Regions from separate parts of the Homo sapiens genome. Here all the other regions are linked to region 2. A link is a loop called in an ENCODE intact Hi-C map of the cell type or tissue named here. Cell type or tissue: CD4-positive, alpha-beta T cell. All regions are shown on one strand.

Evidence for each region. A loop is a pair of places that touch in the nucleus more often than their neighbours do. Peaks named below come from ENCODE experiments on the same cell type or tissue, not always from the same donor. Only the 100,000 strongest peaks of a DNase experiment are listed, where the experiment ranks them.
Region 1: a loop joins it to region 2, with 26 times the contacts of the local background. A loop is called at or near these places in 8 of 110 quality-filtered maps.
Region 3: a loop joins it to region 2, with 7 times the contacts of the local background. A loop is called at or near these places in 2 of 110 quality-filtered maps.
Region 4: it touches region 2 in a loop (5-fold over the local background); 24 of 110 quality-filtered maps call a loop at or near these places.
Region 5: it touches region 2 in a loop (15-fold over the local background); 7 of 110 quality-filtered maps call a loop at or near these places.
Region 6: a loop joins it to region 2, with 6 times the contacts of the local background. A loop is called at or near these places in 3 of 110 quality-filtered maps.
Region 7: a loop joins it to region 2, with 5 times the contacts of the local background. A loop is called at or near these places in 5 of 110 quality-filtered maps.

Annotation. Positions count from the first base shown.
Region 1 is chr15:101,006,473-101,010,472 of GRCh38, forward strand. LRRK1 (leucine rich repeat kinase 1) reads left to right here. Exons shown (of 34, transcript NM_024652.6): 7 at 2,365-2,591; 8 at 3,978-4,000. Among named protein-coding and RNA genes, the nearest start is that of LRRK1, 89 kb to the left of the region's middle. RefSeq lists enhancers at 512-806, 1,785-2,114. In CD4-positive, alpha-beta T cell, CTCF peaks have their summits at 683 (motif pointing left), 890 and 2,113 (motif pointing left); DNase peaks (open chromatin) are centred at 659 and 2,109; H3K4me3 peaks cover 1,241 bases.
Region 2 is chr15:99,926,057-99,930,056 of GRCh38, forward strand. No RefSeq gene overlaps it. Among named protein-coding and RNA genes, the nearest start is that of LYSMD4, 190 kb to the left of the region's middle. RefSeq lists an enhancer at 2,308-2,602 and a silencer at 2,324-2,383. In CD4-positive, alpha-beta T cell, a CTCF peak has its summit at 2,469 (motif pointing right); DNase peaks (open chromatin) are centred at 306, 2,465 and 3,515; H3K4me3 peaks cover 1,114 bases; H3K27ac peaks cover 1,034 bases.
Region 3 is chr15:101,286,636-101,290,635 of GRCh38, forward strand. SNRPA1 (small nuclear ribonucleoprotein polypeptide A') reads right to left here. Exons shown (of 9, transcript NM_003090.4): 4 at 1,021-1,067; 5 at 273-375. Among named protein-coding and RNA genes, the nearest start is that of SNRPA1, 6.6 kb to the right of the region's middle. In CD4-positive, alpha-beta T cell, CTCF peaks have their summits at 2,472 (motif pointing right) and 2,673; a DNase peak (open chromatin) is centred at 2,476.
Region 4 is chr15:100,595,244-100,599,243 of GRCh38, forward strand. All of the region lies in intron 1 of LINS1 (lines homolog 1), which reads right to left. Among named protein-coding and RNA genes, the nearest start is that of LINS1, 4.9 kb to the right of the region's middle. In CD4-positive, alpha-beta T cell, no CTCF peak of the experiment used is centred here; a DNase peak (open chromatin) is centred at 1,758; H3K4me3 peaks cover 2,753 bases; H3K27ac peaks cover 4,000 bases.
Region 5 is chr15:100,871,320-100,875,319 of GRCh38, forward strand. GCAWKR (gastric cancer associated WDR5 and KAT2A binding lncRNA) reads left to right here. Exons shown (of 4, transcript NR_160703.1): 4 at 2,504-4,000. Among named protein-coding and RNA genes, the nearest start is that of ALDH1A3, 6.5 kb to the right of the region's middle. In CD4-positive, alpha-beta T cell, CTCF peaks have their summits at 1,938 (motif pointing left) and 2,142; a DNase peak (open chromatin) is centred at 1,922.
Region 6 is chr15:101,256,499-101,260,498 of GRCh38, forward strand. No RefSeq gene overlaps it. Among named protein-coding and RNA genes, the nearest start is that of CHSY1, 6.5 kb to the left of the region's middle. In CD4-positive, alpha-beta T cell, a CTCF peak has its summit at 1,822 (motif pointing left); DNase peaks (open chromatin) are centred at 506 and 1,823.
Region 7 is chr15:98,657,419-98,661,418 of GRCh38, forward strand. All of the region lies in intron 1 of IGF1R (insulin like growth factor 1 receptor), which reads left to right. Among named protein-coding and RNA genes, the nearest start is that of IRAIN, 8.6 kb to the left of the region's middle. RefSeq lists a silencer at 1,742-2,036 and an enhancer at 3,855-4,000. In CD4-positive, alpha-beta T cell, CTCF peaks have their summits at 1,975 (motif pointing left) and 2,176; a DNase peak (open chromatin) is centred at 1,993.

The DNA of each region.
Region 1 (4,000 bases), 1.1 Mb after region 2:
GCAATGTCATGCAATTGTCAAGGGATCCCAGATCAGGACACAAAATAGTTATAAACCACATTTCTGGGATAATTGAGAATATTCTAACATGGGCTGTGAACTTAATAATATCGTATTGATGTTACACTTACTGAAAATGATAATTATACGGCTGTTGTGTAGAAAAATATTATTCTTCAGGGATACATGCTGAAGTATTTACGGGTGAAGCATCACGATGTATAATTTACTGGCAAATGATTCATCAAAACATAAAAAGCGTGTGTATTTGTGTGGAGAAAGAGGGGCAAAAGCCTATGTGACAGCGTTTTAACAATCAGTGAGTCGAGGTGGAGAGTGCACAGGTATTCACTGTGTCCTAGTGCAACTTTTCTGAAATTTAAAAAATTTTTCAAAATTAAAATGTGGGGAGTAAAATAGTAACAATCAAACAGGCCCAGGGCAATTGAGTGACTTGTCTTAAAAAATCAGCTCAGAATCTACCCTCCTGGCCTAAGATCCAGTGCCGCCCTTCCCTTTTCATCCATGTGAACAGAGAGACAGACAGACAGAGCGACAGAGTCCCTCATTCCTCTGGTTCAAAGACCGGACGGAGTGTTGAGGGGCGTAGGCCCAGTCTTTCCAAACTCCTGGAGTGGGCGGAGGAGGAGCTAAAGACAGGCGCTCATCGCCATCTGGTGGCCAAATAGGGATGCCCGTCACCTGCCGCCAATTTTTGAGGAATTCATCCCACGTTATTGGGACCTTTCTCGTAGCCTCTGCTTGTTACATTTTCCCATTTGCGAAGCACTAATTTTTGTTCATATTTCTGCTCCTCTAATTTTCCAATACGGATTTCCAGTTGCTTCGAAGAAACAGACCCAAAAGCAGATTTCTTCTCCCCAGAAACCTGATTGAGCCCAATATTCTTCGGTAATCAGGAAGAAAGAGCAAAGTCCTGCTCCCATATATTTCGCCAGGTCCCTTTGACCACCCCATGCCGGAAAACCGCTGGCCCTTCTGACTCCCTCTGGTGGAAATAAAGGAAGACCAGTGAGAAATGAGTGGAGCAAAGACATTTTGTTTAGCAGGACTTCAACGGCAAGAGCGCCAGCCACCAGGACTTGCGTGTGGCAGAGACCCACAGGCTGGCAGAGGAGCGGGAGCTTTCTAGTGGGACAAAGGGAAGGCCTCCGGGGCCTCCTGCCGGGAGGCCGTTGTCGTGGGGAAGCTGGGGGGCCTCGCTGCAGGCTGGGCATCCTATGGGATTGGTAGGGGTGCAAAGTTGGCTCTCTCGGGTTGGTCCTAAATGGAAAGTGAGGACAAAAATTAGAGAATCGGTCAGTTATTAACCAAGTCCTGGCCATTTTAGACTGACTTTTACGGAAATGATGGCTTAGCTTCCTGGGTTGTTACTAGAGATAAGAAGTGGCTCATGCCTGTAATTGCAGCACTTTGGGAGGCCAAGGTGGGTGGATTGCCCGAGGTCAGGAGTTTGAGACCAGCCTGAGCTCGACGAACATGGTGAAACACCGTCTCTAATAAAAACACAAAAATTAGCCGTGAGTGGTGGTGCAGCTACTGAGGAGGCTGAGGCAGGAGAATCGCTTGAACCCGGGAAGCGGCGGTTGCAGTGAGCCGAGATCGCACCACTGCACTCCAGCCTGGGCGACAGAGCGAGACTCCATCTCAAAAAAAAAAAAAAAAAAAAAAAAAAAAAAAAAAGAGGCTGGCCTCCTGCAAGAGACTGGCTTCCCGGGCTGTTTGCTATAGATAAAGAGGTTGGTTTCCTAGGCAGGTCACTGTGGGTCGTGGGCCAGAGTTCTGTTTTTTATATATTGTGTGGCCATCGTCTGTCTGTATCTCAGGCTCGCTCTGAAAGCAGCCTGTCCACCAAGCACCCTGGCGCGGTGCGGGCAGCTGCAGGCGGCAGCTCCTCTGATCACAGGAAAGGCCGCCTTGAAGGGAGGTCAGAGACTTGGGTTTGGGAGTCAGCTTTCTTCTCCAGTCTGGGGGAGGCGCCTGGACGCTTCAGCGGTCTCCTCTGTACGTGGACAATCCCGCCGCGCTCTTCCCTGTGAGCCGCCTCTTGAGGGGCGGCACTGAGCCCGCGCCCACCGGCGCCCTCTGGAGGTTGGAGGGTGACTTGCAGGCGCTGTGCACAGATTGCCTGTGAGACGCAGGTGCCGATGGGAACAGGTAGCTCTTCTGCACCCACCACCGTGGCAGGTGCCGGCGGCCGAGAAGGACATGTGCAGGCCTCTTGGGACCCGGGCTGGAGCAGGCACACAGACGCGCATTTGCATTAACCCTTGCTTTATTCCAAGCCCATGTGGGCCCTGAACTCACCCTCCACATGTGCTTTTCCTTTCTTTCCACCACCAGGCTCTCCGTGTGAAATGGTCCCATCTCAGACTGCCCTGGGTAGACCTAGACTGGCTCATAGACATCTCCTGCCAGATCACGGAGCTCGACCTTTCTGCCAACTGCCTGGCGACCCTCCCCTCGGTTATCCCCTGGGGCCTCATCAATCTCCGGAAGCTGAACCTCTCCGACAACCACCTGGGGGAGCTGCCTGGCGTGCAGTCATCGGACGAAATCATCTGTTCCAGGTGGCTCCCCGGGGTGTGACCGGAGCCGTGTGTGACCCCGCTGTCACCGTTGTGCTCCTGCACATGCTCCCGGGTTGTATTTTGTGGTTTTGGGGGAAAAATGTTCTGGCTAAAATAGGAGAAGGAGTTTTGCCTACCCTGAGGCAAGCCTCCCTTTCAGGTTAAAACAGAGAGGTTTAGAGAGATCATTTGTCTGGCCCAAGTTTACACAGCTCACCCGGGGACATGCGAATGCTTGCCTGAGATGCTTGTCTTGGTCCTGCCCAGGAATCAGATGAGGGCAGCCAAACCTTCCCACACTGGTGGATGCAATGGGGCTCTGAGGCACCAGCTTTTACTCTGCCTTCCAGGGAAAGTGGGAAGGGCCTCAGAGAAAGGGTTAACTCTGCAGGACTCTGGCAGCAGGTGGACAGTGTGGGCAGTCCAGGCTTGCTTCTTCTGGAGGCCTTGGAGGGAGACCTGAGCCTTACCCCTGAGCTTGCATGGAAGGAGGAATGACCTTAGTTGATTTCTTTATTTTTTATTTTTATTTTTATTTTTTTTGAGACGGAGTCTCACTCTGCTGCCCAACTGGAGTGCAGTGGCATAATCTCGGCTCATGGCAACCTGCAACTCCCTGGTTCAAGCAATTCTCCTGTCTCAGCCTCCCGAGTAACTGGGATTACAGGCACATGCCACCACACCCAGCTAATTTTTGTATTTTTAGTAGAGACGGGGTTTCACCGTGTTGGCCAGGATGGTCTTGACCTCCTGACCTCATGATCCGCCTGCCTCGGCCTCCCAAAGTGCTGAGATTACAGGCATGAGCCACCGCACCTGGCCTGATTTCTTTTGGACACATAACTGCAAGTCCTCATTCCATAAAGGGTTGAATCGATTTTTAAAATGAAAAACCAAGGCTCTAAGTGAAGCAAGAGTCAAGAATGTTGGAAAGAGCTTGGGGTAGGCATTAATCCATGGGACTCCCAAGTGAGAACGGGAAAGAAGCCTGCACACCAGAACTTAAAAAGCAAGTGCCGTCCAAGTGAGGCCCTTCACCTGGGCCAGATGGACAGGTCCAGAAGGTTCAAAGCCCTGCTCTGTGGTCTCAGCAGCTTTCAGGGAACCTACTCATTTTGCTATTACATGCCTGCGAAGGATTCGAATCCCTGTTGGTCAGTGGAGCCAGGGCCCACCGATGAGAGGTTTGTCTTTATCTACACAGGACACAGTAAGAGTTCTTCAAAAGAATTAAAAATCATATGCACTACATTTTCAATGCACACTCTTTAACCTTGCATGGGGAGAAAAAGAAAAAAAATACACCTCTTGGTTTATAGAAAAATATGTAAATTTGGTGTTTTCCCTCTTTATTCTGATGCCTGCCTTCCTTCTTCTCCATCGCAGGCTACTTGAAATTGACATTTCCA
Region 2 (4,000 bases):
GCTGTGCTTGGCTCAGAAGTTATCCAGATAAAAACTAGTATAGGAATCCAACTCCCCTCCTCCCTCCATCTTTCACCCCTGCAAATCTGGTGAGCTCCATGAAGCTTTCCTCCCCAGGTGACGTTGTTGCTGCTGTACTTAAGGGACAGCACAGGCCACCTGGGTGTGGGACAGAGCTGACACCTTCCTGTCTGGGCTCTTCCAGCCTTCACTCTAGAACGAAGCGGGAAGCCTCAGGTCCAAGGGGAGAGCCGCCGCAAAGGCCGCGTTGAACGCCGAGGTGCACGCGCAGGTACTGGCTAAGTGCGCGCCAGGGTGCTCGGGAGGGGGCGGGTGCGGGCCGCACTGCCGGGCGGGGTGCGCGAGTGAGGAGGGCGGGGTGCGCGAGAGAGGAGGGCGGGGTGCGCGAGTGAGGAGGGCGGGGTGCGCGAGTGAGGAGGGCGGGGTGCGCGAGTGAGGAGGGCGGGGGAGTGCGCGAGTGAGGAGGGCGGGGTGCGCGAGTGAGGAGGGCGGGGTGCGCGAGTGAGGAGGGCGGGGTGCGCGAGTGAGGAGGGCGGGGTGCGCGAGTGAGGAGGGCGGGGGAGTGCGCGAGTGAGGAGGGCGGGGGAGTGCGCGAGTGAGGAGGGCGGGGTGCGCGAGTGAGGAGGGAGGGGTGCGCGAGTGAGGAGGGCGGGGGAGTGCGCGAGTGAGGAGGGCGGGGGAGTGCGCGAGTGAGGAGGGCGGGGGAGTGCGCGAGTGAGGAGGGCGGGGGAGTGCGCGAGTGAGGAGGGCGGGGGAGTGCGCGAGTGAGGAGGGCGGGGGAGTGCGCGAGTGAGGAGGGAGGGGTGCGCGAGTGAGGAGGGCGGGGGAGTGCGCGAGAGAGGAGGGCGGGGTGCGCGAGTGAGGAGGGCGGGGGAGTGCGCGAGTGAGGAGGGCGGGGTGCGCGAGTGAGGAGGGCGGGGGAGTGCGCGAGTGAGGAGGGCGGGGGAGTGCGCGAGTGAGGAGGGCGGGGGAGTGCGCGAGTGAGGAGGGCGGGGGAGTGCGCGAGTGAGGAGGGAGGGGTGCGCGAGTGAGGAGGGCGGGGGAGTGCGCGAGTGAGGAGGGCGGGGGAGTGCGCGAGTGAGGAGGGCGGGGTGCGCGAGAGAGGAGGGCGGGGTGCGCGAGTGAGGAGGGCGGGGGAGTGCGCGAGTGAGGAGGGCGGGGTGCGCGAGTGAGGAGGGCGGGGGAGTGCGCGAGTGAGGAGGGCGGGGGAGTGCGCGAGTGAGGAGGGCGGGGTGCGCGAGTGAGGAGGGCGGGGGAGTGCGCGAGTGAGGAGGGCGGGGGAGTGCGCGAGTGAGGAGGGCGGGGTGCGCGAGTGAGGAGGGCGGGGGAGTGCGCGAGTGAGGAGGGCGGGGGAGTGCGCGAGTGAGGAGGGCGGGGTGCGCGAGAGAGGAGGGCGGGGTGCGCGAGTGAGGAGGGCGGGGGAGTGCGCGAGTGAGGAGGGCGGGGTGCGCGAGAGAGGAGGGCGGGGTGCGCGAGTGAGGAGGGCGGGGGAGTGCGCGAGTGAGGAGGGCGGGGTGCGCGAGTGAGGAGGGCGGGGGAGTGCGCGAGTGAGGAGGGCGGGGTGCGCGAGTGAGGAGGGCGGGGTGCGCGAGTGAGGAGGGCGGGGGAGTGCGCGAGTGAGGAGGGCGGGGGAGTGCGCGAGTGAGGAGGGCGGGGGAGTGCGCGAGTGAGGAGGGCGGGGGAGTGCGCGAGTGAGGAGGGAGGGGTGCGCGAGTGAGGAGGGCGGGGGAGTGCGCGAGTGAGGAGGGCGGGGTGCGCGAGTGAGGAGGGCGGGGTGCGCGAGAGAGGAGGGCGGGGTGCGCGAGTGAGGAGGGCGGGGGAGTGCGCGAGTGAGGAGGGCGGGGTGCGCGAGAGAGGAGGGCGGGGTGCGCGAGTGAGGAGGGCGGGGGAGTGCGCGAGTGAGGAGGGCGGGGTGCGCGAGTGAGGAGGGCGGGGGAGTGCGCGAGTGAGGAGGGCGGGGGAGTGCGCGAGTGAGGAGGGCGGGGGAGTGCGCGAGTGAGGAGGGCGGGGGAGTGCGCGAGTGAGGAGGGAGGGGTGCGCGAGTGAGGAGGGCGGGGGAGTGCGCGAGTGAGGAGGGCGGGGGAGTGCGCGAGTGAGGAGGGCGGGGGAGTGCGCGAGTGAGGAGGGCGGGGGAGTGCGCGAGTGAGGAGGGCGGGGTGCGCGAGTGAGGAGGGCGGGGTGCGCGAGTGAGGAGGGCGGGGTGCGCGAGTGAGGAGGGCGGGGTGCGCGAGTGAGGAGGGCGGGGGAGTGCGCGAGTGAGGAGGGCGGGGGAGTGCGCGAGTGAGGAGGGCGGGGGAGTGCGCGAGTGAGGAGGGCGGGGTGCGCGAGTGAGGAGGGCGGGGTGCGCGAGTGAGGAGGGCGGGGTGCGCGAGTGAGGAGGGCGGGGTGCGCGAGCGAGGGCGTCCGGCCGGCAGGTGGCACTGTGGCGTCGCCGTGGGCCGAGCCTGGCGAAGCGCTGCTCGCCCGAGATCGCGCAGCTTGGTGAGTGGCAGCGCCTGGCTTTATACTCGCGTCTCGGACACCGATGGTCATCTTCCCACGTCCGTGACTCAGTGGCCTTCCAATGCAGGCTGCGGCCTCTCAGCCCAGAAGGCCCTGGGTTCTGGTACAGGCCTTCCTTGTGGCAGACGGAAGGAAGGCTGACAAAGGGAGTTCACCGGGTTTGCCTGACTTGCCACGCTCTTCTCTCTCCGTGCCAACTTTAACCTGGGAAGCCACACATACCTCTAGGGCCTCTGATATCTTCAGTGTCCCCAAGGCCCATGCTGCTCAGAGCCTCACGTGGCCGCAAACCCAGGTGCCAGTACTTGAGAGTTGCACCTTGAGCGGGAACTGCAGAGGGTTTTAATGGCACCAGCTCCAAACATTTCGCCCACAGCGTCTGCAGTCCTCCACTGCGGAAGGCAGAATAAACGCCCCAAGGGTGTCCACATCCTACTCCCCAGAGCCTGTGAATTTGTCCCCTTACATGGCAAAAGGGAATTACAGTTGCGGATGGAATTAAGGTAGATTAATTGCACACACAGACAGAAACACGCATTTTTGTGTGTTTTGTTCACTGTCGTATCCCTAGCACTTAGGAAAGTTGCCTTACACACAGTAAGTGCTCAGTTAATCTTTATTGACTCAAGGAACTCACAGTTTAGTAATCCGATTTATTCCTCAAAATTCCCTAAAACTAGGGGATTATATTCTCCATCTGACAGAAGAAAAGGCTGAGGATGGGGAGCTTAATGGGTAAGGAGATTAGCCTGGGTCACCCAGGTGGGCCCAATGCAATCACCTGTCCTTATAAGGAAGAGAGGCGAGAGAAAGAAAGAGAGAGAACAGAGAACAGAGAAGGCCGACAGCACCAGGAGGTCTCAGCCCGGTTTTTCTGGCTTTGGGGATGGAGGACGGGCCACGGAACAGGGCGGCCTCTGCCTAGCAGCTGGAAAAGGTAAGGGACTAGGTTCTCCCAACGAACCTCCGGAAAGAAACGCAGCCCTGCCAGCAGCTTCATTTCAGCTCAGTGAGACCTCTTTTTACTCTTTCGACCTCCAGGACTGTAAGATCATAAACGTGTGTTGTTGGAAGCCAGCAAGTTTGTGGTAATTTGTCACAGCAGTCGTGGGCCCACTAAGACACCTGTCGTGGGCCTCGTGTCCAGAGGCCTCAGCTGAAATGCACTGGGGGCCTGGTGGTGTGTGTTAGGTCCACTTGGCTTGCTGTGTTGTTCAAGTCCTCTCATTTCCTTTCTTATCTTCTGTCTGGTTGTTCTTTCCATTATTGAAAGTGGGGGACTGAGGTCTCCGACGATTATTGTAGAACTACTTTTCCCTCCAATTCGCTCCCTTTCTGCTTTGCATATTCTGTTAAGTGCTAAATGTTTATAACTACTTATTCTTGCTGTATTGAATCTCTTCTCAATATATAATGTTCTTTGTCTCTTGTAACCTTGGACAAGATACAGACTACTTAGACTATTGAAAATCCTGAC
Region 3 (4,000 bases), 1.4 Mb after region 2:
AGGCAGACAATCCACTGTTAAGACTGCTCACCGTGGCCTCAGCACTTTGCGAACTTCGGAATAGCCAGCATTACATAAGAGAGCTCCAACTTAAAAGTTCTATCATAAACTCTGCTATTAGAAAAAAATGTGATGTAACATTTTCCCTCCCACTTTTATTACAAACTAATGGTAAAATTTACTCATTTAGACAATTTTAATAATCAGTAACAAAAATATAAAGAAAAACACACAACTCTATAATGGCTCACAAGCAACAGATTACTACTTACTTTTAGTTTCACTTTCTGGAAATCCAGTACTCTGACTTGCGGAACTTTATAAATCACATACAATCTGTAATGCTTCTTATTGGTTACCGGATTTCTTAGGATACTACAAGAAAAGGAATGACACAATGGCAAACTTGTTCATGGCACAGCACTCAAGAGGTCTGTTTGAATAGTCTAAGGAACCTATAAATCAAGGGAACATTCACATTCTTCACATTGCAACATTGTAACAATTTAACATTAAGGAAATATATTCAATCTTTCTTTGTAAAAGGCACTTTTTTTTTAAATTATACTTTTAAGTTCTAGGGTACATGTGCACAACTTGCAGGTTTGTTACATATGTATACATGTGCCATGTTGGTGGGCTGCACCCATTAACTTGTCATTTACATTAGGTATATCTCCTAATGCTTTCCCTCCCCCCTTTCCCCACCCCACAACAGGCCCCGGTGTGTGATGTTCCCCTTCCTGTGTCCAAGTGTTCTCATTGTTCAATTCTCACCTACGAGTGAGAACATGGGGTGTTTGGTTTTTTGTCCTTGCGATAGTTTGCTGAGAATGATGGTTTCCAGCTTCATCCATGTCCCTACAGAGGACATGAACTCATCCTTTTTTATGGCTGCATAGTATTCCATGGTGCATATGTGCCACATTTTTTAATTATCTGATTACATTAAGGTCAAGGCTGGTAAAAGTAATGTTATTTTAAAGGGCTTCATTTTGTCACAATATGTAATTCCCATACCTTAGGTAAGTCAGCGATTTGAGAGATGCCAGAGGGTCCAGATCACCCTGTCAAGCAATAGCCACAGGTAAGAACGCGAATACCACACGCTATTTTGAGATTCTGAAATGGAGAGTGCTTTTGAAGCAAGTTGTCTTTTCATTATTTACTGAATTTTTACTCTCTAGCAACAAGCCCAATACTAGCACATCACAAATGTTTAAATAATTTCTACCGATGAATACATGGGAGCTTCTTAAAATCTTGGCATTAACAGCTTCTGTCTCAATAGCAGGAGATAAGAAATTGCTTTCCTACAGGAATCTCAAAGTGGCTGCTGAGCCATGATTTGGAAAAGAAAACAATGGCAAAGCTGATGGGACTCTGGAGCAACCTATTCACACTGGGAACTGCAAGCCAGAATCTTGGTGTAAGTGGGCTTTCCTGCTAGCGCCAGCTTCAGCGTCTAAGAACAACAAAGGTATACTGTCTTTTGAAAGAAGGTACATTTATCCTAGCTGCCCCTGAAAATCTCTTTAAATAAAATTTGCAGGGACAAGGAATAGTATAGCTTAAAAATGATCGAATTAATGGAAAGAAGGCAGGGTGATTTTTTTTTTTTTTTTTTTTGAGACGGAGTCTCGCTCTGTTGCCCAGGCTGGAGTACAGTGGCGTGATCTTGGCTCACTGCAAGCTCCGCCTCCCGAATTCATGCCATTCTCCTGCCTCAGCCTCCCAAGTAGCTGGGACTACAGGCGCCCACCACCATGCCCGGCTAATTTTTTTTGCATTTTTAGTAGAGACGGGGTTTCACTGTATTAGCCACGATGGTCTCGATCTCCTGACCTCGTGATCTGCCTGCCTCGGCCTCCCAAAGAGCTGGGATTACAGGCGTGAGCCACCACGCCCAGTGGGCAGGGTGAATTTTTAATCTTCTCCAATTGTTCCATAAAACATAGTGCAATAAGGATAGCAAAAAAACAAAAACCTATGGTTACCAGCTACAACCAAGCTAGATGGCAAGGCATTCTGCAGTAACTCTAAAATAGGAACAAGTAGAGACAACCCATGTTGAGAGCAACAAGGCTTGCAGGGTGACGGCCTTTGTACAGGAAGAAGCAGAGGGGAGGCGAGGAGCCGTCTTACAAACTGGAGAACTCCAGTGACTGAGAAAAGCAGGCCCAAGACCAGCATGTTCCAATAATGACTACAGGGGTCTGTGATAAGGGCTGCAGGGGCAAGAGCAATTTGGGCCCTCACTCTTAATAGAAATCATGTCCCAACACGGCCCTGCCCTGAAGAGAAACTGCTGGAACAGGCGCAAATTGGGTAGATGGTGGGGAAGGGGTGTGTGTGTGCAAGAGGCACAATGAGAAAAAAAAGTACAGATAAAAACAGGGAGAGCAGAGCCAGAAATTCTCAAAAAGCAAGCTGCCATCTTCAAATATGTCACAAAAACCACCAGAGGGAGCTCTAGAGCTTGATACTGTTTTACCCCCACTGAAGATGATCCAAAAAGGAATAAAGAACAAAGTGGTAACATTTGTTACATACACAGTGTAAAACGTAATGGCGATGTAGTGATGGGCTTCAAAAAAGAATAAATATGTAACAACCCGAAGGCTGCTGAAATGTTGAAGGTCACTGTACTGTATTGTTTAGCAGGGTAAAGGTGTCAAAGTTTAAAATTAAATGTTGAAGGTCATGGTACAGTGATCTTAACATTTAATTTTAAACTTTTATAAATATGTGTGTTTTAATTCCTACGATGCTAACTCAAGATTGAAAGAGAGTAATTTCTAAACCATCAGAAGAAAAAATGGAATGACAGAAGGAGAGCATCTACAATAAAGGAGAGAAAACGGATTGAAGAACGGGTGGGACAGACAGGAAGCCCCAGAACAGAGAGAAGACAAACTGGAACACACCAGTAATTACATTAAATGTAAACAGACTAAATATAAATAATTCACTTAAAAGAGCTTTCAGACTGGATTGTAAAAAATTCCAACCAGAGCTGGGCGCGGTGACTCACGCCTATAATCCCAGCACTTTGGGAGGCCAAGGCGGGTGGATCACAAGGTCAGGAGTTCGAGACCAGCCTGACCAACATGGTGAAACTTCGTCTCTACTAAAAAAAAAAAAAATACAAAAATTAGCCAGATGTGATGGCGCCCACCTGTAATCCCAGCTACTCGGGAGGCTGAGGCAGCAGGAGAATCACTTGAACCCAGGAGGCAGAGGTTGCAGTGAGCCGAGATCTCGCCACTGCACTCCAGCCACTCCATCTCAAAAAAAAAAAAAAAAAATTCAACCATACAGTTTTTAAGAGAGAAATCTAAACTACAAGAGGTACAGACAAGCTGAAAGTAAATTTTGGATGGAAAACGATTTATCATGCATATAACTAACCAAAACAAAGATTGTTTCGAGGTAAAAGAAACCTCAAGGTAAACAGCATTAATAGAGATCGAGGGTCACAACATAATAAAAAGTTTCCGTTCACCAGAAAGATATGAATAATTTAAAATTTGTATGTATCAAATAAGGCAACTTCAAAATATACAAAACTAAAATCGACAGAACTTCAGGGATAGTCAAATCCACTACCATGCTGTGAGATTCTAACATACCTCTCTCAATAACTGATAAGCCCAGTAGTCTTCATCTTTGCAAAGAGCTTTAAATACAACTCTAATTTCTCTAACAGCACCTATCATGAGACACATTGCCTATAAATATGTATTTCGGGTTGAATACTTCACACACTTCAGAAAGGACATGGCCATGGACCAGTGCTGTCTTATGTTTGTAGTCAAGCATCTCCTTGAGAATCTGAAGGATGCTATGGACCTTGTCCACAAGGAAAGGAACACAGTTCATTCTCAACAATCAGGAAAATACGGGAGGAAGGTTAAGTCACAAAATTAAGTTATACGATTTTTTTTTTTTTTTGAGATGAGGTCTTGCACTATTGCCCAGACTGGAGTACAGAGACATG
Region 4 (4,000 bases), 670 kb after region 2:
AAGATGAGAAGACAAGCTACAGACTTAAAGAAAAATATCTGCAAAGCACATGACTAGTACCTAGAATATATAAAGAACTCCCAAAACTCAACATTAAAAAAAAAAATTCAATTACAAAATGGATCAGACATGCACAGACATTTCACCAAAGAGGATATAAAGATGGCAAATAATCCCACAGAAAGATGCTTAACCATATTAGCCATTACAGAAATATGAATTAACACTACAGTGAACTACCACTACTAGAAGAGCTAAAAATGACTCCAAATGCTGGGGAGGATGCTGAGAAACTAGATCTCTCCTACACTGCTGGTGAGAATGAAAAACGGCACATCCTCTTTGGAAAACAATTTGTGGTTATCTTTAAAAAGATATGTCTATGTTTGAATTCAGAATACAAAAATAATCTATTTTCATGGTCAATATTAGAAGTAAAAAAAATTACTAGTTTCTTTATATGATGTGGCTACTACATAGACTAATAGACTGGGAAAGTCAATAGTAGGCCTTCCCCTAATTCAACAACAGTTGGTTCAAATCTGACCACAGCCCAAGAGGCTACTTAATCTATTTTGCTCCATTAATGAAGATGCAGTGACAACTGTCGCGGAAGTTGAGGCCTCCAAACCCAGGCTGTCTTCCAGGATTCTGGTTCCCTCCACCAATCGAAACTGCACTTTTCACAGAAAAAATAAAATGGGTCTGGTTAGACAAGAGCACCTCCCTCCCCTATTAAAAGAAGTGGGGCAGATATCTTCCGACAGCATGCCATGTGCCAGTATCTTCCCTTTAGTTCCATTCTTCACTCTCCTCTGTGCCCCAACAGACTCCAGGAGATTTGGAGTGGGAGGGGCGGAAGGCAGGCTGGACTTTCAAGCTCCAGGAACTGCCAGCTCTCTTTACCTTCAGGGCTAAAGGGGGTGCTGGCGGTTACTGGCCTTGGAGTGCTACACCATCCTTCCTTTTCCTCAAAACAATAGTACTCAAACTGTGTCATGCACTAGACAGGTTTATGAAAGCAGACTGCAGGGCCCTATCCTAGGAGCTTCCCATAAGATAGTTCTGGGGTGGGGCCCAGTAATTTGTATTTCTAACAAGTTTCCAGGTTACTTCTGAGATAGTGAGAATACAAACTCTGTCACGTGTTTGTAAATTGTCTTCCTATTAAACTCTTGTCTTAGGACTCTGAAACAGGCCAGATTTTTTTGGCATGAAGGAAAAGCCTGGCAATCAAGTTATAGATAAAAGACTTAATGCTTAAATGCATTTTTCTGTCAAAGTGATATACTGGTAACAGCCTGATGATACAGGAGCTAGAAATTATTTAGACAGATAGTGAGGGTAAGAGAGTCCTCGGCAAGGTTTCCCTTTTAATAAAAAGCAGCCCCCAAATCATTTCTTTTCTAACAAAAAGCGGCCTGAAAAATCAAGCTGCAAGCATAGATACACAAGTAAAAGCTTGCATAGGTGAATGCCGGCAGCTGTGCCAATGGGAAAGGGCTACCTGGGGACCAGGCACAGATAAGAATGTAACAGAGGAAGCCTGCTGCAATTGGTTAAATCCAAGATGGCCAAAAACTTGACTGAATGCATACTCTTGGCTGCATTATGCCCCATTACCATAAAACTTCCCTGGGGAAACCGCCCACTCCCTGCCACGTACCTGAAGCTATGGCAGTTCCAGATTAACCACATTTAGTCAAGAAAAGGGTGGCGCCCTGATTCTGGGAACTGCCCACCCATTTCCTGGAAACCCTCTCCTTTCATCATAGAATATTTGTGCCTTCATCATGCCTGTCTGCGTAGCGAGCCCTGACCACATTACACGCCTCTTTTGAGCACATCCAGGCTCCTCTTTTGAGTGTGCACTTGCTTTCACTCTGCAACAAACCTTCTACATTTTCACTGTGGTCTCCCTTTCAAATTCTTTTGTGCAGAGAAGCGAAGAACCTGACCTGGCCTACTGGCAACAGTATCTTTCTCAAGTAGCTCTATTATGTGACCACTCCAAAGGCAAATCTTTTTTTTTTTTTTTAAACATAGCACAAATTAATGCTGGACATTAGAATCATAACGTGTTCATACTAGAAAAAATCTCAAGAGATAATTTAGAGATAATTCTCAAACCGTAGCATCAGAATTACCTGGAAGGCTTATTAGAACACAAATGGCTGGGCCCACTTTGGAGATTCTGATTTAGTGGGTCTGGGAGGGCCCAAGAATTGAACCAGGGACTACATTTTGAGAACCACTGCACAATCTACTTGATTTATTGATGAGGAATCTCAGCTCCTTAGGTTTTTATATGCTAATGCTAAGCATTTTTAAAATAAATGGAAATTATCCAGTGTATCAATATGAATACTTTTCTATACTTAGTTGCTAAATTATAACTGTATGTTTTAAGTGGTACTTCAGAATGAAATATTTCACTGAAAGGTTTTCCTTAGTCTTCCCCTTTTCCAGTCTATGCCTTGTCCCTTTTCCATCTGCCCCCACAAACCCGCCACCAGTGGCAGGGTAGCGTTGAGGAACTGTCTATAGATGTGATACTGTCTAGATTTTACTGAACTCCTAAATTCTGTACACAGACAAGATCTGATTTTTCAATTGATAAAACGAGATTATCTACCTACCTCAGCCAAGTAGCATACTCAAAGATTTGCAAAAATTAAATGGCTTATATGTGAAAACACCTGTATAACTCAAGTAGGAAGATGTCAATATGTCTTTATTTATTAACCTTGAAAGGTTCCTTCCAGCCTCTGGGCCTTGATACAATGCTTCTCCTTCCACCCACTTTCCCTTTTGTTTTAGGCTTAAATATGACTTTCTTTGGCAGGGGTAGGTCCTCCGGTGATACTGTCTTCCAGCTCTGGTGCCCTGTCTTACAGAATGTGTCACAATTATACTTTAACGATTTGTGCAATGATTTTTATGATTTAGAGTTGTCTGCTTGGTTCTTCCCTAGCTCCTAGCACAGCATTTGATACACAGTAGGTACTTATATTTGTGGAATACATTCCTGGCTGAAGATTAATTTAGTAGTGTATATGTAACAATCCTAAAATCAGTCCCAAAGTATATTTTAGTACCGTTTTGATCTCAAAAAACTTTAAAAACACCATGTAATATTTTAAGTTGTGAATTTTAAATTATAATAAAAATGTAGTATCAAAGAATTATAAACAGTAGTATCCATAGCAGGGATTAAGTTCTGAGCTCATTCAGTCTTTACCGTATGACACATCTGACAACGTACTTGACAGAAGCAACACACACTGAAGCACCATCTTAAAATGGCTGTGGTAGAATACCATAGAAGACCAAAATCCCTTAAATTACCAGGGCAAGAACTATAAGGAACTCAAAAGCCTCCAGTTAGCTTCCTTTCTTTCGGCGTTCTTTTTGCTGTGATGACCAAGGTCTGAAATACAATTTCTCTACCCAGCCCCATCGCCTTTTCTGCCAGGTACAGCTGAACTAAGTTGGGCTAACAAGGCAAATGATGGGCTCCAAACTGTGCTGCATCTGTCTTTATGGTGGCCCTCTTTATTACACCAAGATCCCCAGACACAACCTGCTGGCCCAGAACACTGCCTGCTGCCAACTAGAGCATAACCTGCTCATTCTCTCCACCACCAAGTGCTTTATGGGCCAGGACACAGCCTCCTGGGCAGTGGTCCTTGACCTTGGAATCTGACCTTGACACTGACATCACTGGAACATTAGGAAAAACCCATGAGCCTTGGACTCCCTAGAGACCAGCTAAATCAGAATTGCTGCAGTGGTGCTGGGGCATTTTTCCAATGACAAAGTCTCTTTCTACTCAAGAAATAAACTCAATTCTGATTGAGTCAGGGTTTCATGAATCAAGCTTCATGAATACTTATCCCAAATTATTTCACTTATATGTTGTAAGATGTTCCCATTTTTGTGAGTTTTATATTATTAACTAAGTTAATGGGAAATGAAGTGTATCTGTTAAAACCTAATC
Region 5 (4,000 bases), 950 kb after region 2:
AAAAGTGTGTTGATTAAAATCCTTCAAAAACACTCCCTTGGGTATAGCTGTAAGGAGCCTCTAAACAGTGGGGGCAGTTGGGATCTTGACTGGGACCAGTATTGGGCTATCCTTGGTCTCACAGTAGAAGGTGATGTCATCTCCACCCTGAAAATAAACAGAGAACAAGAAAAAGAGGAGCTCGTTTCAGCCATTCTGACAAGGTGGGCTCTTGGTGGGGCAGGGATTGCTTTTCCTAAGAGGCCAGGTATTAGCCAGACCAGAGCCTGGTGGCCCTTCTCATACCATGATGTGTATTTGAAGCTCCTGGGTGGGGCTTTTGTCAACCTGCAGATTCCGGCTCAATAAGTCTAGGGCAGGGCCTGGGAGTCTGCATTTCTATCAAGCTCCCAGTAAATGCTCATGCTGCCAGTCTAGGGAGGATACTTGCTGGTAGCTTGTTGTTAGATACTTGTTAGTAGCTTGTTAGATACTTGTTAATAGCTTGTTAGAAGGGCAGAACCCTGAGCCCCACATCAGACCTATGAATGCAACCTGCCTGTCAACAAGATCCCTGGTGACCCCTGTGCATGTCACCACGTTAGAAGGCCAGTTTCTAGGGCTTGCCTGCATCCTGTGCCCACGAAAGACATCACTAATCAATCAGGACATTCTGATGAGAGTCAAGATCCTTGTCTACACAGTGCTGCCAGTGCCCCACCAATGCCTGAGAGGCAGCATGGGGAAGAAACTAAAAAGACTGAGAAGAATCAGCCCTGATACATGGCTAATGAAACAGGAGAGAGAGAAGCGAGTCGGGGCAGAGTTGGGTGTTCAGAAACCCAAAGCCAGATAGATTCCTAGAAGAAGCCCCAAAAGTGTCTGCTGTGTTGCAGTGAAGCATAAATACAAGTGAAGGGATGGGTGTTGGGGGAATGGAGCCTGGCATGAGCCAGAGAAGAGTCTGGAGCTGCTGAAAGCCGCCTGTAGCACAGATCAGAGAGAAGACCGGGAAGAAAGTTCTAGAAGGGTTGAGAAGCTGCCCGCCCAGCTGGAGGCTTCTTGGCCAGGGCTGAAGGAAGAGACTGAAGTCCATCTCCCTAGCAAGAAAGTCTCTCAAGTGACATAAACCGAGCATCCACCATACGCCAGGCAGGGGCTGGCCCTGTCACATCAGCGATCTCAGTTGCATTTCTCATCCCATGAAGGAGGAACCATCATCTTCTACAGACGAGGAATCTGTGACCAAGGGAGATGAAACAATGAGGCTGGCAAATGCCCCGTGGGAATCCTTCCCAGTCTACCCGCCTGCAAGGCTAAACTCCTAGGCTCATACACACTTATCCTTTGCCATTATTTATCCTTTTGCAATTCCTTTGCAAATTTCTATTGGGGGGTCTGGGTTGTCTTGTCTGTGAGAGGGACAGGTAGGGATGGGGATGAGGTGGGCACCCAGGGCCCAACAGAGCAGCCAGCTCAGGGGTGATGCCTCACAGCCAGTAGGACAAGGTTCTGGGTGGTGCTTTCTGTGAGCTTCATCAAGGGTCAGGCAGCAGTGACGTCTTGTCTATCTTCTTGCAAATGTACTTGTCGCACCTCCACCTCACCTACCCCCATGACTCCCTTGCTGAGCAGGAATTACTACTCCCATCTTCAGAAAAGGAAACAGTGGTTGAAAAAGATTAGGCCCAATTTCTCCCTGAGCTGAGAACAGCACCCACATCTGTTTGATCTCAAAGCTAGGAACCCATTTTAGGCTTATGGAGAAGCGAGTAGGCTTTTGTGGGCTAGCCTGGGCACTAATCACCAGTTCTAGCATCATGTCTGTGGTGCAACTGAAGTTTTGGGCACTGTACTGTGAACAAGCTCTTGCAATGCCATTTATTGCTAAGTTGGGAAATACCTGCTTCTCTCATAGAAGGAACTTCAGTGGCAACTTCCTACTCAACTTGGTCCTGTGACATCTAGTGGCCAACAGGAGAAGTGCAGTGAAATCTCTGGACATTGTAAGCAGGTGGAAAAGCTTAGGACTTCCTGGGATTAAAAAAAAAATGCGCTGAAATTCATGATAGCTGAAGTATCCATGGAATATAGAAGATGCACATTGACATGCACCTTATAAAGTCTATAATCCCATGTTTTGTTCCTAATATTCATGTTTATTTACTCTCACTGGTGGAAAATACACCATATCCAATTCATTGTCTCTTAATTGATGAACTATCTTTGCAAATAATATAATATATAATACAATGTAATGTATAATAGAGTGTAATGTGATGCAAACTCAGTGCTTGCAGATATGCTCAATAATAAAGGACATTATAGGTATGAAAATACTATAGGTCACTAATTAATCTATTCCCCTGGGGGTGGAGTGTTTTAGAATCACCATAATGCCATATGAAACTAGATGAAAATATACATAAATAGGTTTCCTCTCTGCTACATACATAACAGGCTTCCTGTCTGCCTAAACATGTTATAAGACATGATGTGCTTTATAGACGCTTTCTGATTACAGGGGAACCTCAAGAGTGCTGCCTGAGTAACTCTCATTACACAAAGACACAACTGCAAGAGGATCCCCAGGCATTCCCATGAGAACACAGATTCTGACAACCCCTCCATCCCCCACCTTGGTCTCCACCCCAGGACTCACAGCATGGCAAAAATCCAAGGGAAGATTCTTGGGTAACTAATGCTCCTTTACAGGGGGTCCCGGATGAAGGGCAGGGGGAAAGTCTTGTCACTGTGGGGCTAGGATAGATGAACCCAAGAGTGATTTGCCAAACGTGCACATACTCAAATCATTTTTCAAACATTTTGGGTTTGGCAAAATGCATGTTGCTAAGCCCCCTTTCCCGACAGTGGTATACCCATGTGAATTTCAAGGGAAATTCAATGTGTGTGTTTCTGATTCTCTTAGGCTTATCTCAGGACAATTATTTAGCAAGAACCACTTTGTGTCCAAGAATCTTCCTGAACCCTTTCTTTTGTAAGACCCCTTAAACAATTTTCCTTTTAACCAGGAAGTATGTTTTGTCTGGAGTAAATTGAACTGAAACCCCAAGAAGTGTGGTTCAAAATTCAGAATTCTTGAATTTTGAAGGAGATTGGAAAGTCTGCAAACAACTTCTCACATCACTGAGACTTGCCGGTGGTGGTATTGAGGGGTGTGAAGTATTATGAGCAAAATTCACTGATTATATGGAGTGACATTTTGTTTACTTTAAAACAAAGTCTGACTTCTTGCTGCCTGATTTGAGTGCTGGCCTGACCAAGTATCTTCCAGGTCTGGGTGACCCAGGGACTTTTTCAGTCACTCAATCTTTCTGAGTGTTGGTGCCTTCCTCAGTAGATGTGAGGACACAACTAACACCTATGAGCACCAGAGGATGGCAGCTCCACGGGGCTTTTGTACCAAAGAGATTCTCTTCCCTAGTAGGACCTCATCATCCAATGAATCAGTGAGCTTACTCCATTTATTCCATCCCAGAGCTAGTTTTTGTCTTTGTTTTTTAACATACTATAAACCTGAGCACAGCGCATCAAGGTTATTTGATTAAGGTCAAAATAACAGAGATGGTGATAAGAGTTTTATGTCTGTGCTGCTCCGTTTATACAAAAATGAGATCATTATTCCACTTGAGTTAAAATTTTGCTCTTCTTGTCATAGCGATGGCCAACAGCCAGCTATGCTGCTTAGGATTAAGTTGGCCACATATAACAGAAAACCCAAATGGTGGGCTTTAATAATATAGGGATTTTCCTTTTTCTCACATGAAAAAAAAATCCAAGAAAAAATATCCAGGGATGAAGGGCTGGTTCCAGGGCCATCAGGGACCCACGTTCTTCCTAAGTGTCTCTTCCAACTTCCTTACCATGGAACTTGCATTTCAGAATTGCATTATGGTTACATGATGGCTGCTGGAGACCCAGCTCTCATGTCTGTGTTCCAGGCAGCAGAAAGGAAGAAGAGCCTTTCAGCTGACTCAGTCCCATGTAAAGAGTTTCTTTG
Region 6 (4,000 bases), 1.3 Mb after region 2:
CACCTCATGGGTGATAAATGTTGTTATCCAAAGTTGGCAATTAAGGCCTCTCTAGGAACTCAAAATAATCACCGTATGTATATTCACTCGGAGGAGTCTGTGGAAATAGAGGCTTTCCCAACATGCTTGCGGGAGAGCAAAGTCATACAAACCCACTGGGAGGGCGGTTTTGTTTGAATATAAGTGTGAATTTTTATTTCCATTTTTTTAAAGACAGGGTCTCACTTTGTCACCCAGGCTGGAGTGCGGTGGAGTGATCGTGGCTCACTGTCAACATTACACATTACAAGTGCATTTGCTTTCGACCCCACAGTCCTGCTTCTGAGATTTGTCCTCCAGCCATACCAGTACAAAATGACACTTGAACGAGGTTATTCTCTGCGACACTGTTTGTGATAGTAAAAGATCAGACCCCAGTGTTCATGTATAGGGGAATGGATAAATACACAAAGGCGCACCCATCAGAGAATGAACTATTGTGCAGCTGTAAACCACAGCAAGGAGGCGCTCTCTCTACTGAAATGGCACAAAACAGAAAGCAGAAAGAATAAGAAGTTTGCTAGTGTTTTTATAACAAAACACTAGAGGGATGCACAAGAAATAAAAGTGATGGCCTAATGGGGGGTGGAGAAAATGAGGGCAGTTGAAGTGTGTGGGCAAGATTTCCCAATTGGGCACTGATAAATATCATTGATATCACTGATGTGTATATATATATATAATTTATATATATATATAGTATATGTGATATATATATATATATTTATGTATATATCACATATTCTTTTTTCTTTGAGACAGAGTCTCGCTCTGTCTCCAGACTGGAGTGCAGTGGCGCGATCTCAGTTTACTGCAACCTCCGCTTCCCAGTTCAAGCGAGTCTCCTGCCTCAGCCTCCCCAGTAGCTGGGACCACAGATGTGCACCACCACGCCCAGCTAATTTTTGTATTTTTAGTAGAGACAGGGTTTCACCATATTGGCCAGAATGGCCTCAATCTCTTGACCTCATGATCTGCCCATGTTTGCCTCCCAAAGTGCTGGGATCACAGGCGGGAGCCACCGTGCCTGGCCCTTTTTGTGGTTTTTAGACTAAGTTTTGTTCTTGTTGCCCAGGCTGGAGTGCAAAGGCGTGATCTTGGCTCACTGTAACCTCCGCCTCTTGGGTTCAAGTGATTCTCCTGCTTCAGCCTCCCAAGTAGCTGGGATTATAGGTGCCTGCCACCATGCCCGCCTAATTTTGTATTTTTAGTAGAGACGGGTTTTCATCATGTTGGCCAGGCTGGTCTTGAACTCCTGACCTGAGGTGATCCACCTGCCTTGGCCTCCCAAAGTGCTGGGATTACAGGTGTGAGCCACTGCGCCCGGCCATGATTTTTTTTTAAAGACAGGGTCTCTGTCACCCAGGCTGGAGTGCAATGGAGTCATCCTGGCTCAGGGCAACCTTGACCTCCCAGGCTCAAGCCAACCTCTCACCTCAGCCTCCCAAGTAGCTAGGACTACAGGCCTAACTTTTTTTTTTTTTTTTTTTTGAGATGGGGTCTCGCTCTGTTTCCCAGGCTGGTCAAGTGATCTTCCTGCCTTGGCCTCCTGGAGTGTTGGGATTACAGGTTCGTGAGCCACGGCACCCAGCCTTATTTCCCTTGTTTTATATGTGTTCCTCCTTGTACTTTATTCTCGGACCTTCCATAATATTAGAGCCTTGTGTCATGTCTTTTTTTAGCCTTTTAACATAGAAAAATAATTTTCAAAATTTCCTTGGATAGCGTATTGAATATAACAAAGGGCTGGAAGGGCAGTGCCACAACTTTGCGACAATGGCACCCTCTTGTGGTACACAGCTAATTCCTGCGAAGTGAGGATTTCTGTTTAACCTTGGACTTAAAGAACAATGGTCAGACATTTTACTTTATGGTTAATAATAACCTACTTCTAATTATCGCCTATTCCAGCATTTTCCAAGGTGATACCCTGGTTCTGGATTTGTGGTTCTCCAGCTGGTGACACTGTAACATGAGAGAAGTTGAATTAAAAGCTGTCGGCTGGAAACTCCCCCTAAACTCTGAGGGAAGTAGGTAGGTTTAGCAAGCACCCAAGATGATTCTGATACCCAGAGTGGTTTGAGAGCCACAGTCTCTGCTTTCATGTGAGAAATGGGTCAGTTATCTCCCAACAGATGCAAACTGTCAGCCAGCGTAAGTTACTGCGCATGGCTGTAGATGCTAGCTGAGAAGCTTTTGTCTTCCTGCATCTGCATGGGTATCTCAAGCTGCAGAGGAGCTCACCCAGGACAGCTTGTCCGCAGGTCCTTGCTGCCGAAGTCTGAGCCAAATAAGCACTATGTGGCTGTACAAAATCCGGAGTTGTCTGGGGTGCTCTTGGGCACACTGCCTCCCACAGCATCAAACATGCTCACAATGCAAAAGGTCATCAGAGTGCCTTCCCTCAGCCCGGCAAATCTTGTCCCATGGGGGCTGGTGGGCATAGAATCTGGGGCAGTGGGAGGAGGGGCCAGGGTTAAAGGTCAGAGAGGTTGTTTACATCACTGGGCTTTCATTAGCCCCCCAACACCAATGCAAAGGGAATGAGCCCCTCTTCCTCCCCATGAGGGGCTGCTGACCTCTTTGAGACTTCTGTTTTCTTTGCAATTCTCCTAAAACTGCAAACTTTTTTTTCTGTATTTTGAAAATTTTTGTGGATATGTAATAGTCATATATATTTATGGGTACATGTGATAATTTGATACAAACCTACAATGTGTAATGATCAAATCAGGGTAACTGGTCACTTCAAACATGTATCATTTCTTTGTGTTAGGAACATTCCAATTCTACTCTTCTAGTTACTTTGAAATACACAATAAATTATTAACTAAATCACCCTATTGTGCTACTGAACACTAGATCATATTCCTTCTAATCTATCTCTACTTTTGTACCCATTAATCATTCCCTCTTTATAATCCCTGGTAATCACCGTTCTATTCTCTATCTCCATGAGAAAAATGGTCTCACATATGAGTGCAATATTTGTCTTTCTGTGCCTGGCTTATTTCACTTAACATGTCCTTAGTAGTTCCATTTATGTTATTGCAAATGACAAGATTTTATTCTTTTTATGGCTGTGTAATATTCCATTGTGAATATGTACCACATTTTAAAATCCATTCATCCATTGATGGGCACTTTTTCTTTTTCTTTTTCTTTTTTTTTGGGGGGGAGACAGAGTCTCACTCTGTCACCCAGGCTGGAGTGCAGTGGCACAATTTCGGCTCACTGCAACCTCTGCCTCCCAGGTTCAAGTGATTCTCGTGCCTCAGCCTCCTGAGTAGCTGGGATTACAGGCACCCACCACTACACCTGGCTAATTTTTGTGTTTTTAGTAGAGACTGGATTTCACCATGTTGGCCAGGCTGGTTTGAAACTCCTGACCTCAAGTGATCCGCCCACCTTGGCCTCCCAAACTGCTGGGATTACAGGCGTGAGCCACTGCTCCCAGCTTCATAGATGGACACTTTTGATTCCATATCTTAGCTGTTGTAAATAGTGCTTCAATAAGTGTGGGATATTGAAGACATATCTTTGATATATTGATTTCCTTTCTTTTGGGTATATACCCAGCAGTGGGACTGCTGGATCGTAGGGTAGTTCTACTTGTAGTTTTTAAAGGAACCACCATACTGTTCTCCATAATAGCTGTACTAATTTATACAACAGCGTACGAGTTCTCTTTTCTCTGCCTCCTTGCCAGCATCTGTTATTTTTTGTCTTTTTGATAAAAGCCATGTTAACTGGGGTGAAGTTGAAGTGATATCTCGTTGTGCTTTTGCTTTGCAATTCTCTGATGATGAGTGATGCTGAGTATTTTTTCAAATACCTGTTGGCCATTTGTATGTCCTCTTTTGAGAAGTGTCTATTCAGATCTTTTGTCCATTTTTTAATTGGATTACTTGGGGTTTTGTTTTTGTTTTGAGATGGAGTCTCGCTCTGTCACCCAGGCCTG
Region 7 (4,000 bases), 1.3 Mb before region 2:
TGTGTCCACATTTATCTGTGTTGTCCTGTATTTATTCTCTTTACCTAATTTCCCTGAGTCTCATTTTAGTGGGATAATACACAAGCTTACAGACTCAGGACTTTAAAGAGAAGCACAGATTGCCACGAAAACAAATGAACACAGAGACCAGTAGCAGCAGAGGGAGATCTGCTGTGAGGCTTCCCTTAGTTCTGTTGTCTGATTTCTGTGGATAATGAGTTCACTGCATATGTTAGGTCACAACATGATATCGTGTAGTCGTAGGTACAGAACTTTTGTTATGGTAGCCTTTCTTCGTCAGGTGATACAATTGGGATTTTCTTTCTCACATGCACCTCAGTAAAATTTTCAGCAACAGAGATTGGCTCAGGATGGAATTTGTTCAGTTTCAGTTCTGCAGCCTGTCCTTTTCTGGGGAGACTCATTAATTGAATGTTGCCTTTCGATCTCACTGAGTCACTTGAAATCGCTCAGATTGACCCCTATTCCGGGATCCAGCCTGGTCCAGTGCAGACCTGCATTGACTCTGACTACATGCTGAGTTGGCCTCTGAACCAGTTCCTGTACCATTCCCTTAGTCTGATGGACTTGCCAGCTCCAAATACTCAGAACGTGCCTCTTGTGGTCCTAGGATCAAGTCCAGGGTCCTTAGAATCAAGTAATGAAACAGGTCCTTAGTAATCCTGTGCTGTAGGGATCCACTGTTAGTTCCTGGTACTCCCCAGCATCTGTGCATTAGCTTGATGGAAAGGAAGCTGTGTTATGCCTGTCTTCAAGTTTTTGCTTCTGCTGTTTCCATAGCTGAGAATGTTTTTCCTCTTCACTACTCTGCTACTTCTCCTTCCATCCTCAATACTGAATAGCAGAAAGTGCCGCTTAAGAACACAGGAAGGTCACCATAGCTTTAGTTTCTCCTTAGCTGCCAATTAGTTCTTTGGTCCTAAAGTTATTAACTTTTCTGAGTCTTGATAGAAATGCGGAGACTTAAAAATATTTGGGGGAGACATTTCTCCTTTTCTCACTAAACAACAGAATGAAAACCTTTTCTAACAGGTTTAGAAAACCAAAGTCAGAAAAATTGTGAGGAAATAGAATAGGTTTTTTAAATTGAAATAATTTCCAAGTTCCAGGTGGATCTGTAAAATAGGGACAAGATCATAACTTTCAAAAGGCAGCACGCTAAGTCAGGTGATTCCTTTCCCCCATATGCCTTTTCTGTGGTTTGAATAGGTCAGAGATGCCATCTTTACATTTCCAAGTCAAATTCCTCTTCCTTCTTGAAGGTTTTTGGGATTTCCCTAACTTGTATAGATCTACTTTCCCATTACTCCTTTTGAGTTCATAACCCACGGTTTTGCTGGTTGACAGTGATTTGTCTTGTTCCTTGCTTGTAATTTTATTAGGACCATGGAGCCAAAGTGGCTGGTTTGAATCTCAGCTCTTCAGTAGCTAAGCTCTCAGGCAAATAATTTAATCTTCTTGTGCCTCAGTTTCCTCATCTGTGAAATTATAATTTTAATAGAATCTACTTTAAACATTCATAGAAATCAAATTCGTACACATGTCAAGTGCCTAGAATAGAACCTGGCACCTGGTATTAAGCCCTTGGACTTCAACTGCTACTGTTCTTAGGGTTGTGACATCCTCGAACAGAGATGTTCTTTGGATAGAAATATAAGGCTTACTTGATGTTTGATTGTCCTTGCCATTTAAATATGTTATAGAACCTGGCACATAGGTGCTCAATAAATGTATAATAAAACTTTATTTTGCTAAGGTGTTTATTAACAAGATGGCATGTTGCTTATTAAACAGTTGTGATTTTTTTTTTCAGTAAACGATGGTCATCCCCCTGCAGTTTGCCTTCCATTTCAGAGATCTGTTTATTACACTTTCTCCCTTAATATTGTCATTTGTCAATTTCTGCTCACACCTGAGAGGTGTCCAGTGTGCACTTTGCCCATCTCGCCTATGCATAGGCTCCATCTAGTGGCCAGAAGGGAAATTCAGCATATTAGGTGACTGAATTAATAGTGCCCCAAGGAGGAAGATAGCGATCCCAACCCACTCTCTGGCTTGCTTCCTGGGGACTGATTGCAAGAAAATGTGGATACTACAGACTTCTGTAGAAATCACTGGGCTACAGTTTTGGATTAAGGTTACTCTACTGTGTCAGTGCGAGCTGTCCTGAGAGAATTAGGGTCTTCCTAAGTGATGCAGACAGGCGCACTGCAACTCCATGGCAGAGCTGTTAACACCTAGTGTGTCTTTTACAGTTAGAGTTTTAAGATAATTTTACAGGACTTTAATAAATTTAAAGCTCCAAAATATTTGAGATTAGAGATTAAAAAAACACTACTGATTTCATTTGGAAAAATACAGCAAGATTTACCTTCCATTGCTCTATTTAAACAGGTAGTAACACTTTCATTCTCTTCTCTCTCCCCTTTGGCTATTCTATGTGGTTAAGATGCTCGCCAGCCAGAAATACTCACAGAGAATAAGAATAAATACATCCAGTGTTGTGTTAGGTCCCACACCGTCTATATTTCGCTAGCTAATTTTATGTATTTTGTTTCATGTTTTATTGATATTTTCAGAATCTTTCTTGCTGAGATTACACAAAATATATAGCTGGTTATTCAGTTTTACGTGTCAAAAGCCTTAAACCTGTTTCCCCATGATTGCCTTTTATTATTTTTAATTCGGAAATCTTTGTTTGGCTGTCTGAGAGAGAACTTCAGCCTCCCTTCCTCCCAGACATTTTGAACAGTTCAGGCTGTACTCATTCGTGTCTCTTTGTCTTGGCAGGTGGAAGCCCCTCTGCTTGGAATAGCAAACAATACTACCAGCTTGCCCTCTGGCAAGCTCCTTTAAGAGTTAGCTGTAATTTCACCCTCTCTCTGGCCTTGATTCTGCATGCAGAATGATTGCACTGACTTGAGCTCCTGTGGTCTCTTGCTATACCTCCTATTTGGGCATCTCCCCCATATTGCTTTCCCCCACCATTGGGGAGGGGAATGGTACCTTGGTTATCTTTGAATTCCCAGGAGGTGGCCCAGTGCCTGGTGCATAGGAGGAGCTGAAGAAACGGAAGACTTCTTAAAGGGATACTCGCCATTCACTTTGAAGCACTTCTTTGTACAACAAATTTATTTTCATCTGATCATTGCACCTCTGCTAGCCAAAACATTTTATCACACCAGTTACTGCTGCATGGAACTTGAAAGCAATAAAATTATCTTTAAAATCATTGTTTGATTAGGCTTTTTGCACATTGAGGTGAATAAAAAAAATTAGAACTCCTGGAAGGGTAATTTGTGAGTCTGGCCTTGTGTCAAGATCACCTCATCCCTGTGGATGGAGACTTTGTTCCATAAGTTCCCTATAGATAAGATGTAATGAATAATTCATTGGCACCGATTTATGTCTGTAGTGTGCTTTTAAACCCTCTTGGAGCTGGGTTCCTGAGGAGGAAGCATCTGCAGGCTGGACTCGGCTGCCTGGTGGTCTCCGGAGTGGCCTGGTGCAGAGGGCCAGGGTGGCATCTCAGAAAGTTGGGTGGGTAGGGTACTTGCACACCTGCTGACCTTGAGTTACAGGGTGGACCTAGGTCATTTCACAGGCCCTTCCAGCCTTCAGATCTCAAGATACTAGGCAGAGAGAGAGATGGAGATTTGAGGGAGATGTGGTTGGAACAAGCAGAATCACCACGTATGGAAGTTGGCTTCTATTTTTTGCATTGTTTTCTTGGTGAGGCCAGTAAGCTTTTGCCTCACTCCTGGGAGGGACAGTAGCAAGGTCTTACAGGTCTCTCTATCATTGAAGCACCCTCTCCAACCCTGCCGGTTTTGGTTGCTGGTGAAGGCCTTTGACAGTGTCCTGGTAGGGCGACGGTGAGGCCAGCTCCCGACCTCTGGACAGAAGAAAGCTTACTTGTCTAGGTTGGTGTCAAGGGGACTCCTGAACTTAATGAACACCTTAGAAATTATCCTTAAAG